Regions from separate parts of the Mus musculus genome. Here region 1 is linked to region 2. The links are chromatin loops, found by intact Hi-C in ENCODE. Cell type or tissue: gastrocnemius. All regions are shown on one strand. Each heading gives the region's core, and the rest is flanking DNA. Links, peaks and the distances in the headings are about the cores only.

Region 1 (5,376 bases), core at 170-5,169, 53 kb after region 2:
ACATTTTAAAAATCGACATCAACATGAATATATTGTGGAAAAGAAGTCAAACTCTCAAAAAAAAAATAACCCTTTGTGAGAATGGATCATAGACCAAGTGCTCACGTGCAGACCAGAGGACTTCAAGGCCTCTGTCTTCTCTCATCTAGCGAGTAGGGGTTGTGGGAAACTGAGGAAGAAAAAGGTACCTGGCACCTGCCAGCTGTCAGTCTCTCAGGTTGTGCTCAAGGTTTTGCACAACTTTTTATGCACAACCCTAACATGTGCAAAAAGAGTGATCTCAGACTTGAACCCCTGATTCAGAACGCTCCATGGTAACGTAGAATTAGAGAGAAGGTGGAGCATGACCAGACACTGTTGTTACTAGCTAGGGGACAGACGAGTCCATCAGAAATGAGGAAAAGGCAGAAGGCAGCTTATAGATGCATTACCAGTGACATATTCAAGGAAGAAAATGGTAAAACTCAGTAATAGGTTGGCTCTGGGCAGGGCAACAGGAATCTGGGGTGGCTCTCAGACTTCTAGTTTTGCCAACAAAAGGACTGGGATGCTACCACCTAGGGGAGGAACCTGAAAGATATATGAAAGACGGGACTGTGAGATGCCTTAGCGCCTTGCAAGTGTTAGGAACTGTGTTGCAATCCCCAGGACCCATGTAAAGCTGGGTGTGGTAGTGCATATCTGTAATCCCAGTGTTGCTACACATAAAAACAACAGCCAAGTGTAAGGCAAAGACCAATACCAGAGGTTTTCTTCTGACCTCCAAATATACATGGTGGCACTTGCCTACATAACACACACAAAGACACACACACACACACACACACACACAGATCCACACACAGAGAGGGGGAAGGAGAATAAGAAAACAGAATGGGAGAGAGAAATTTGAAAAGATATATAAAGACACTAAGTTAATCTTGGCTCAGTTAAGCTGTGGTGACATCGATCCATCCATCTATCCATCCTACAGAGGGAGTTCTACGGCAGTAAGATCCTGTCTTAAACAAAACTCTTTAAATATTGTTGTGGTCAACTGCATTACTTTGCTAAATTTTGCTAGATCACAAATTAGCAGTTTTAATTTGTACTTTTAAAGAAAAGACAGAAAGCTGGCGAGATGAGCTTCACTCTAATAATCCCGGAGGGCCCACAGTCGGATGAAAGGATCCTTACAATAACCAACAACCACCAGGCAGCTTTCCCTCGGAGACTTGTAGTTCCGGCTTGACTCAAACTCTATACAAAATTCTTTGACAAAAAAACAAAAAACAAAACAAAACAAAAAATGTGCTGCAGTAGTCAAGGACGTCCAAGGCAACCTGAATGCAACCTCCACTCCACGCTCCAATTTTACACAGGTCCCTAGATGCATCCTGCTCCCTACAAGGGAGGTCAGGTGGCTGGCCTAGGAGCTGCCCATCCGCACCCCACGAGAACTTCCCTTTGACTAAGGCTGAAGTGGACGCAAGGCAAGGCATGGACCTAAGTCAAGAGGGGCCACTGCAAAGAACAGAGACCTAAATCGAACAGAGAACTAGTGCTTTCCTTGCTAGTGGGAAACTGGGCTTCTCTGGGATTACGTTAGGTGACGTCACAACACAACAACCAATCACTAGCCTTCTATGAGAGACAATGTTGGGGAGCGGATAAGGTATTGGTGAAGGCGTTCTGTCAATCTCAACAGGAGACTTTTTTTTTTTAATCTTAGCAACGGACGCGTCCTAGCAACAACTGCCAGCCCGCTGTTGCTGGAAATTTGAGGTTTATTTTCCTGAGCAAGAAGAGTCAGACAGACTCCCACCTCCTACTCTCGAAGGAGCGTTTCTCCCGGGAACTGCCAAGAAGCTGCCTTCTTTTCCCTTTAGTGATTCCAGGTAAGGGCGGTTCAGAACGGGAAAGGAGTCGCGGGAAAACTAAATATCTCATTACCGTATCAAGGGCGTTTAGAAACTTCCCAGAAAGTGCTAGAGAAGGTGGAGTCTATGAAATAAAGAAATACTTTTTTTCACTACTTTTGACAAGTTTGCAGCCCGAGCCAGTGAGACAAAAACAGCTATGAGAGAGCAGTTAACGGGAGATCTAAGAATGTCGGGAACCGAGAGCGGGTACTGTCTTGTTCCTGCTCTCACGTTACTTGGCGCGCAGCGGGAACTCAATAAATTATGCATAATTGAATTTGAGGATGACGAGATTCTGGTTAGTCATCAGCACTGTAGAGAATTAATGTGGACTGAAGCCTATCACTGGGGGGCTAGGGGAGGGCTAACCACGAAGATGAACAGAGAACCTAAACTCGTTGAAGGAGGGCTCACGTCTCCTTCGTTCCCCTAGTAATTAGCATATCTAGGACTTAATTTCTGCTCAGAGCGACCTCTCTTCCCCCTTGAAGTACTGTATGCTGAACGCTGAGTGAATCCACAGCAACCCTTCAAGGCAGCCTTGTGTTTGAAGTCCTGTGTCATCTCCTCACAGCACCACTGGGGAACAAGACTGATTCAGGCAGAGTGAGAAAGCAGACCACCAGAGAGCAGCATTACCTTCTGATAAATGCTTCCAAAATTGCAAAATCCACTCCTGGGAAGTAAAGGGGCTTAGGGAATTGGCATTCCAAGTGACATCGCTCTTACACTGGAAGAGGATGTCTTTGTATAGAGAAAAAAACTTGATCATTTTATGCATATATAAATAACAGTATTCATTGTATAAAATATGCAATGGACAGTAATTGTGGAAGCAGTAGTGGGGGGCCACACACACGAGCACGACCTCGGTAACTGGGTTACTGCAGCTGTATGAAGCTGGGTGATGTTTACAGTGTTGTTTAGTACTTTTGGCCAAAGGAAACTGGGATAGAAAATGGAGAGGGATCAACTGATGAGAAATCATCCAAAAGAGAATCAGATGACGTCCACCACCTGAATCTATGATTCTGAAGAGTAGAACGAAAAATGCTCCATCTGAAAAGCTGAGACAGCCTTTTATTGCATAATTTCTACTTAAAAAGTAGAAATTTGGACTGATGGGGTGGCTCAGTAGGTAAAGGTACCTGCCACCAAGCCTAATGGCCTGGGGTTGATACCAAGACCTCACATGGTAGAAGGAGAGAACCAACTCCAGTACGTTGTCCCTTGACCTACACACACACACACACACACACACACACACACACACACACACGTACACAAACATACACAAACATACACAAAAATAAATAAATAAATGTAACTTTAAAATTTTTTAAGTAGACACTTCAGGGCTGAGGAGATAACTCTGTTGCCTGCTTTGCAACTGTGAGCACCGTCTTAGTTAGGGTTTGACTGCTACGAGTAGATACCGTGACCAAAGCGAGTCTTATAAGGAGAACATTTAATTGAGGCTGGCTTATAGGTTCAGAGGTTCAGTCCATTATCTTCAAGGCAGGTGGGAGCATGGCAGCATTCAGACAGGCATGGTGCAGGTGGAGCTGAGAGTTCTACATCTCCTTCCTTCCTTTCTTTCTTTCTTTCTTTCTTTCTTTCCTTCTTTCTTTCTTTCTTTCTTTCTTTCTTTCTTTCTTTCTTTCTTTCTTTCGAGAAAGGGTTTCTCTGTGTAGCCCTGGCTGTCCTGGAACTCACTCTGTAGACCAGGCTGGTCTTGAACTCAGAAATCCACCTGCCTCTGCCTCCCAAGTGCTGGGGTTACAGGCGTGCACCACCACTGCCCGGCCGAGAGTTCTACATCTTTGAATCTGAAGGCTGCTAGTGGAAGACTGACTTCCAGGAAGCCAGGGTCTTAAGCCCACGCCCACAGTGACACACCTACTCCAACAAAGCCACACCTTCAAATAGTGCCACTCCTTGTGCCAAGCAAATTCAAACCATGACAGCATCTGAGTTTGATGGCCAAAAGTCAAGTCAAAAAGTAGTGTGTACACATAGGGCAGCGGTGGCAGGAGTGAGGGATAGAAAGACTGAATAGAAATTTCCCCCAAAAAATGTCAGAAGCATAAAATACTAATCAAAGCATCAATTGTATCTCTGTCGTCCAAGACCATTGTTTTAAGTGGTTCTATTTGCGTGCTGGATAGTTTTATGTCAACTTGGCACAAGCTAGAGTCATCAGAGAGGAGGGAGCCTCAGCTGAGAGAATTCTTCCATGAGATCCAGCTGAAGGGCATTTTCTTAATTAGTGGTTGATGTGGGAGGACTATGATGTAGAAGTGTAAGCCAAATAAACCCTTTCCTCCCCAACTTGCCTTTGGTCAAGCACCGTGTTTCATCACAGCAATAGAAACCCTAGTTGTGATATATTTATAATGAGACAGCAATCTGAGGGACACTGTGGTGTGGAGGTTAAGAGTATGTCCACTGTTCCCCAAGCTCCCACATCAGTGACCCGACCTTATAAAGTGAGGGTGAAAAAAAAAAATGACCGTAATAATGTGTGACCAAGGTTAAGTTCACAGAAAAGCTGAGGCAGAAATATCTTAAATTCAAAGCCAGTGTCTGTAGGCAAATAGGGAAATACTGCCTCAGCAAAAAAAAAATTAAAAATAGTAAAAAAAATACTCACTGAACTTAAAATGCACATGAAATTCTTCACACTGCCTGGGATAATGAGCAGCTCAGTCAGTAAACAGGTTCTCCAGAGCAGGAGTGAGGATTAAGAAGAAAAAAGACAATTAGACAACATTGTAGCATGACCCCGGCCAGTTCTGAGACTGAGGCAGGTTTATTTTTTTCCCAGTCTGCTTTTATACCATTTTAATTACATGCAAGTATTAAGGGCAGGCAGTACAATGAGGAACAATCAAGGCAATTAGCAAAGTCCTGGGATTGCTCTCATGACAGTTGTTTCCAAGAGCTTGTCAGAATGACCAAAATACCTGAGCCCACTTTCTTGTCCAAGCCCAAAATCAGATTCTTGCCTGAAGCCTGCTTCTTTTGTTCCACCCTAGGATTAAGATTCCCACCTGAATTTACTTTCCTGTTCTAGCCTAAAATTAGATTCTTGCCTGAACTTATCATGCCCTAATGTCAGATTCCTGCCTGAACTTAATTCTTTGTCATGGCCTAATATCGGATTCCTGCCTACCGGCCCCTCAAAGGATCTCTACAGCATAAACACCTGTGTGATTTATAATTATTATTATTATTTAAAACACACATGTTGGACTTCCCCGGCTCAGCATGAGAAGTGCTTGCTCTGCAAGCCTGACATCCCCAGAGCCCACATCACGGTGGAAGGATGGAAGGAGAGAAGCGACTCTAAATGTTGTCCTTTGAGATAGCACAACCACACATACAGCACCCCTCCCCCACTTCGTGCATGTACACACATATACAATGATGATAATAATGTTCTCAATGAATGCAAGAAAGATGTAAAAGTGTA
Region 2 (5,376 bases), core at 172-5,171:
CTATCAGGAACTTTGGGATTGAAATAATTGGCATTTGATCTAGGGCAGTGGAATTAAACTATGGAAGAATTAGAGAATCTCTTTCTATGACTCTGAGAAGGAGTAAATCCTCCATTTATGAATCAATATCAATGCTTACAAGACCCCAGAAGAGAGAGCTGCAGGGCATAGGTATAATTGGGACACATTATATAGGTGCATGCAATTGTCAAAGAAAAAATATTTGCTTTGACGATATAAACGGTTTGAGGAAATTAGAACAGCAGCTCTCTGCTCATGCCCAGCCAGATTTTGATCAACTTGCTTGTCAACTCCAGACTCCTGGTGGACACATGATTCCCTAAGGCCAGAGACAACCAATGAGATGTGGCCAAATAACTGAGACCATAACTGTTGAGACACATGGTTTCCTTTTTTAATGCAGTATCCAAAATGAGTACAAAGCATTCAAGGAGTAAAGAAATTATTAATGCTCCTATTTTATATTGCCTAAAACCTAAAAAGAAGAATTTTAATAATAATATAACATACAACATGCATAGCACAAACTGATCTGAACTATACATACAGCATAACAGAATAATGTACAGATTGAACAGTGGTGTAATCAGCGTGCTCACAATGGGGCTAGTGTGATAAATGGTTACTGTTGGGACAAAGTCAACAAAGATCAGAGATCATAGATGAGAAGCATGGGCTGTGGTGTTCCTGGAGGGAATCTCACCCTCAAAGGGGGAGGAGCCTCCAGGGGCAGGACTCACCACCACAGGGGGAGGAGCTTCCAGGGACTGGACTCACCACCACAGTGGGAGGAGCCTCCAGAGGCGGGACTCACCACCACAGGGCAAGGAGCTTCCCGCTGGAGCTAGTCCAGAAAGTCAGAGGATCCAGAAAAAAAAGTCACCAACATGCCTTCTTCCAACCCTCTCAGAAGCTATCCGTCTCAAGCTTGGGTCTTGGAGTCTTATATCCTTTAAACGAGTACGTACTCTGCACAGGAAAATTGTTCAAGTAACAGATTCCTTCGGATGCTTTTGGGACTGGGGGTTATTCTTGTAAATCTCCTTATAGAGTCTATTTAAACAGCATCCTGTCTATCTTATAATCTGTGTTATCTGCCTTGATTAACAACTTTAGAAGAAGCTCAGAAAGGTATGATGGTGTGGGACATAAACATCGTGGTGTCCGTGGAAGCTGGAGGACACCTTAACGAAGCCAGCTCTCTCCTCCACCTTTATGTGGGATTGAGCCAGGCCTCCACAGCAACTGCCATTACCTACTAAGCCGTCTTGCGGGTCCTGGTTTTCTGCTTCTAATTTGATAAGTTTGCTATTATTTAATTTTTTTTCTTCTAAGATTCTAGGTTAGCTAGAATCCTCCTGCCAAAAATGAAGAGAGGAGGAGGAAGAAGGAAGACAGGAAGGGAAGAGGAGAAAGAAAAATGAATGGAAAAAAAAGATGAGGGAAAGAGGTTGAGAAAACACTCCCCACGTGAAATCAATGTTACTTGCTACTCGAAGGTGGATAGGGAAATGCCTGTGAAGACCTGGCAGACCATCTAACAGCAGAGAGCTCCTGGGGCAGTCTTGCCGGATGTCTAGAGTAATGCACTGCCACTCAAACACTCTGGGACTTTGGGGGTGCTTTAATGAAAGGGGACCAAGAAACTATGGCTCAGGACTTCCCAAAGCACTTCTGTCTGTGGAAGTAGGCTGATAAACCACTGCTAAGACTACCCTGCAGACCAGACTGACTCCATATCCTATTTCCAAAGTAAAGAGGAAATGGAAAAGCCAGCCCATCCCCAGATGTGGGAAGCCACATGTGCTGTTGCTGGCCACCATGCATAAGTTTGGGCAAACAACCAATGTGTACATATGCAGTAAAGTTTTTTGCCAAGATACTGCCTGGCCCGGGCATGATAATGAGGTTCTGTGAGGTACTGAGAGAATAACCAATCAGTTGTGAGACATGCAAATGAGGTATGTTAATGAGGTTCTGTGAGGTACTGAGAGAGAATAACCAATCAGATGTGAGACATGCAAATGAGGTATGTTAATGAGGTTCTGTGAGGTACTGAGAGAGAATAACCAATCAGATGAGGAACATGCAAATGAGGTAGAATGCATAACCAATCCGGATGTGAGACACGCCTCTCCTAGGCCTATATAAGTAGCACCAGTTCTGGGCTTGGGGTCTCTTCGCCTCTGCAATCAAGCTCTCCCAATAAACATGTGCAGAAGGATCCTGTTGCAGCGTTGTTCTTGCTGGCCAGTCGGACCCAAGACCCAGACATGCTAGTGGTAAACCAGACAGTGGGTCTCAGACTTGGGTGACTAGGGTACTTCAAAGAGTGGGGTTGCTTGAGTCTGGAGGTTTCAAACTAGAGCTGCCCTTTGTGTCCTGGGATACAGAGATGAGCCTCCAGGAACTTGGGGCAATCTAACGTGTAACTTGTAAGCTATGACCAGCATCTCTTTAAACATACCCAGACCAGTGGTAATCAAGTAACGAAAGAGCTTAGAATGCAGCAGAAACAGCGTGCATCACATCAGAATAGGACATCTTGGAAAAGAGCCTTGTTGAGGCTGGAGGGCCGGCTCAGTGGTTAAGAGCACTGACTGCTCCTCCTGAGGATACAAGTTCAATTCCAAGCATCCATATGGTGCTAACGACTGCCTGTCTTCAGCCCTTAGGGGATCACATCCAATGTCCTCTCCTAGCCTCTGCAGGCACTCACTACACACATATGGTGCACAGAATTACTTGAGGGTCAAACGCCCATACACATAAAAAAAAATAAAACGAAAAGAAAAACAAAGTAGCCTTGCTTGCCATACAACATGAGTAAAATACCTATAAGATAAACTTGAATAAACCAAATAACTTTTTAAAATGAGAAATCAGCGACCAAATGAGTCTCATTTCACAAGATAAATTTGTGTGTTGTGACTCATATCTAAATCTCAGCATTCCACAAGCTGAGATAAGAGGATTTGAAGGACTTCTAGGCCAACCTGAGCTACATAGTGAGTCTCAGGCCAGTCCGAGCTTTATCTCAAGAAAGAATTTACATATGTGTTTGCCTTGAGCCTACTACAGGCAGCCCCTTAGTTGGACTTCATGACTAAATGAGCACTTACTCTGTGGGCTGGTGCTTGGGACAGGACAAGGGGCTGAGTAGGGTCCTTGAAGGTCACATACTTAAGCTCCATCAGGAAAGACTTGTGAACGCATCGTAATTAAGCAGGTGAGCAAGAGCTGAACCCCAGTATACCCATGATTCCAGGCACAAAAGTCCTGACTTCAAGGTGAGGAGTGTAGAAAGCAAGGAGAACCCCATCTTGGTCATAATATGTAGGCCGATGCTACAAGGGCACCTGACTGGGAAGGTGGAAGGACGGAGTTACAATAACTATCATCTTCCCAGAACCTGAGAATATCTTCATAAAGGAGCTTTAGAGCCCCAGGAAGATGCCTGTATGAGTGATACCTTTAGTCAACCAACATCACTTTAGCTCTGTAGTGGTTTGAATATGCTTGAACCATAGGAAGTGGCACTATTAGGAGGTGTGGCCATGTTGGAGGAAGTGAGTCACAGTGGCAGTGGGGTGGAGAGGTAGGCTTTGAGGTCTCCTAGTGTTCAATCTCTGCCTAGTGCAGAAGAGAGTCCCCTCCTGGCTGCCTTAGGATCAAAGTGTAGAAGCCTTGGCTCCTCCAGCACCATGTCTGCCTGCATGCTGCCTTGCTTTCTGACACGATGATAATGGATTGAATCTCTGAAACTGAAAGCCAGCCCCAGTGAAATGTTTGCCTTTATAAGAGTTGCCATGGTCATGGTGTCTCTTCACAGCAATGAAACTTGGACTAAGACAAGTGCTAAGTGATCCATCCTTATATTTCATAATAAGCTTTTCATTTAATAAATGTGAAAAGAGGTTCTGGATCCTTAGAATCCTGACATATGGAGAAGCCTTCATACACACACACACACACACACACACACACACCCCAGAAAGACAGAGAGAGAAAAAGACAGAGAGAGACAGAGAGATTGTGTAAGAAAGTCTGAATCCAAGCTTATTTTTGCATAAAGAGCAGTCAAAATACGAAGCATTTGGTCAAGTGAACATCTGGAGAGCCGATTTCTGCTGGAGACATTTTTGTGCCTTTTAGAGTTCAGGCCACTGAAGATGTGGAGGACAGAAGTACAATTAAGACTTATCAGGAAGCCGGGTGTGGTGGCACACGCCTTTAATCCCAGCACTTGGGAGGCAGAGGCAGGCGGATTTCTGAGTTCAAGGCCAGCCTGGTCTACAAAGTGAGTTCCAGGACAGCCAGGGATACACAGAGAAACCCTGAAACCCTGTCTCAAAAAAAAAAACAAAAAAAACTTGTCAGAGGCTCATGCACTGTAGTTCAGCAGGTGCAAGGGACATCCAGCAATGTCTGCTCCTTTCCTTCGCATCCTTAGCTACTCAGTGTTCAAGAAAGGTAGCTGGTATTTCCATTATCCCAGGACCCTTTAGTAAGGAGCTAGGGAGCTATAGCTCAGTTAGTAAAGTGTCTGCCTTATAAGCAGGAACTGAATCTGATTTCCCAGAATCTACAGGAAAATGCCACCTGTGGTTTGCACACTGTAGTCTCATTTACAGGGAAGTAGAGCAGAAGCATCTACAAGACACAGGACTCTCTCTCTCTCTCTCTCTCTCTCTCTCTCTCTCTCTCTCTCTCTCCCTCTCTCTCTCTCATATATATATATATATACAGAGAGAGATATCTATACAGAGAGAGAGGGAGAGAGAGAGAGAGAGAGAGAGAGACTCACCTCAGGCAAAGCCACAAAAAAAGACAGGAAAAGCAACAAGGTTTTTGAAGAACCAAGATAATAAAAAGAAGCCAAGCCCGAAAGTGAAACTCACCAAGATTGGTCTGAACTACAGTAAACTTCCAGACTGGTTGCTTAACAAATCCAGATGTTACAATGTTTCTAATACTGGGAAGGATTAGTGGGAAGAAAGACACGTTTAACTCTCGGAAAAAGCTCCCCCTCCCGAAGCCATGCAAGCTACAGATACAGGAAAGCATCAGTGAGGTAAGACCAGTTGATTGGATGATGAAACTACAGAAGAAAATGTTAGTTGACATAATAAATGTTCAAGATCCAATAGCTTTTTGAAACAAATTTCATGCAAATTTAAAAGTAATATCTAAAAAAATATTTGGAGAAAAATAAAGGTCATTTGGGTTCAAAAGTATCTATCACACAGGAAACGTTTAAATGTATACATTATTGAAATTTTTCTGAAAGTTCATCTTCCCAGTTTGTAGTTTTCTTGATATCCAGTTAGTATTTCTTAAACTGATGGCCTATAT

The links. Peaks named below come from ENCODE experiments on the same cell type or tissue, not always from the same donor. Only the 100,000 strongest peaks of a DNase experiment are listed, where the experiment ranks them.
Region 1: it touches region 2 in a loop (8-fold over the local background); 15 of 42 quality-filtered maps call a loop at or near these places.

The regions. Positions count from the first base shown.
Region 1 is chr3:146,104,414-146,109,789 of GRCm38, reverse strand. Wdr63 (WD repeat domain 63) reads left to right here and starts at 1,754. Exons shown (of 23, transcript NM_172864.3): 1 at 1,754-1,877. It also overlaps a transcript of Mcoln3 not described here. In gastrocnemius, for the core only: no CTCF peak of the experiment used is centred there; DNase peaks (open chromatin) are centred at 1,618, 2,178 and 2,460; H3K4me3 peaks cover 1,265 bases; H3K27ac peaks cover 463 bases.
Region 2 is chr3:146,157,784-146,163,159 of GRCm38, reverse strand. All of the region lies in intron 1 of Mcoln2 (mucolipin 2), which reads right to left. Among named protein-coding and RNA genes, the nearest start is that of Mcoln2, 11 kb to the right of the region's middle. In gastrocnemius, for the core only: no CTCF peak of the experiment used is centred there; no DNase peak of the experiment used is centred there.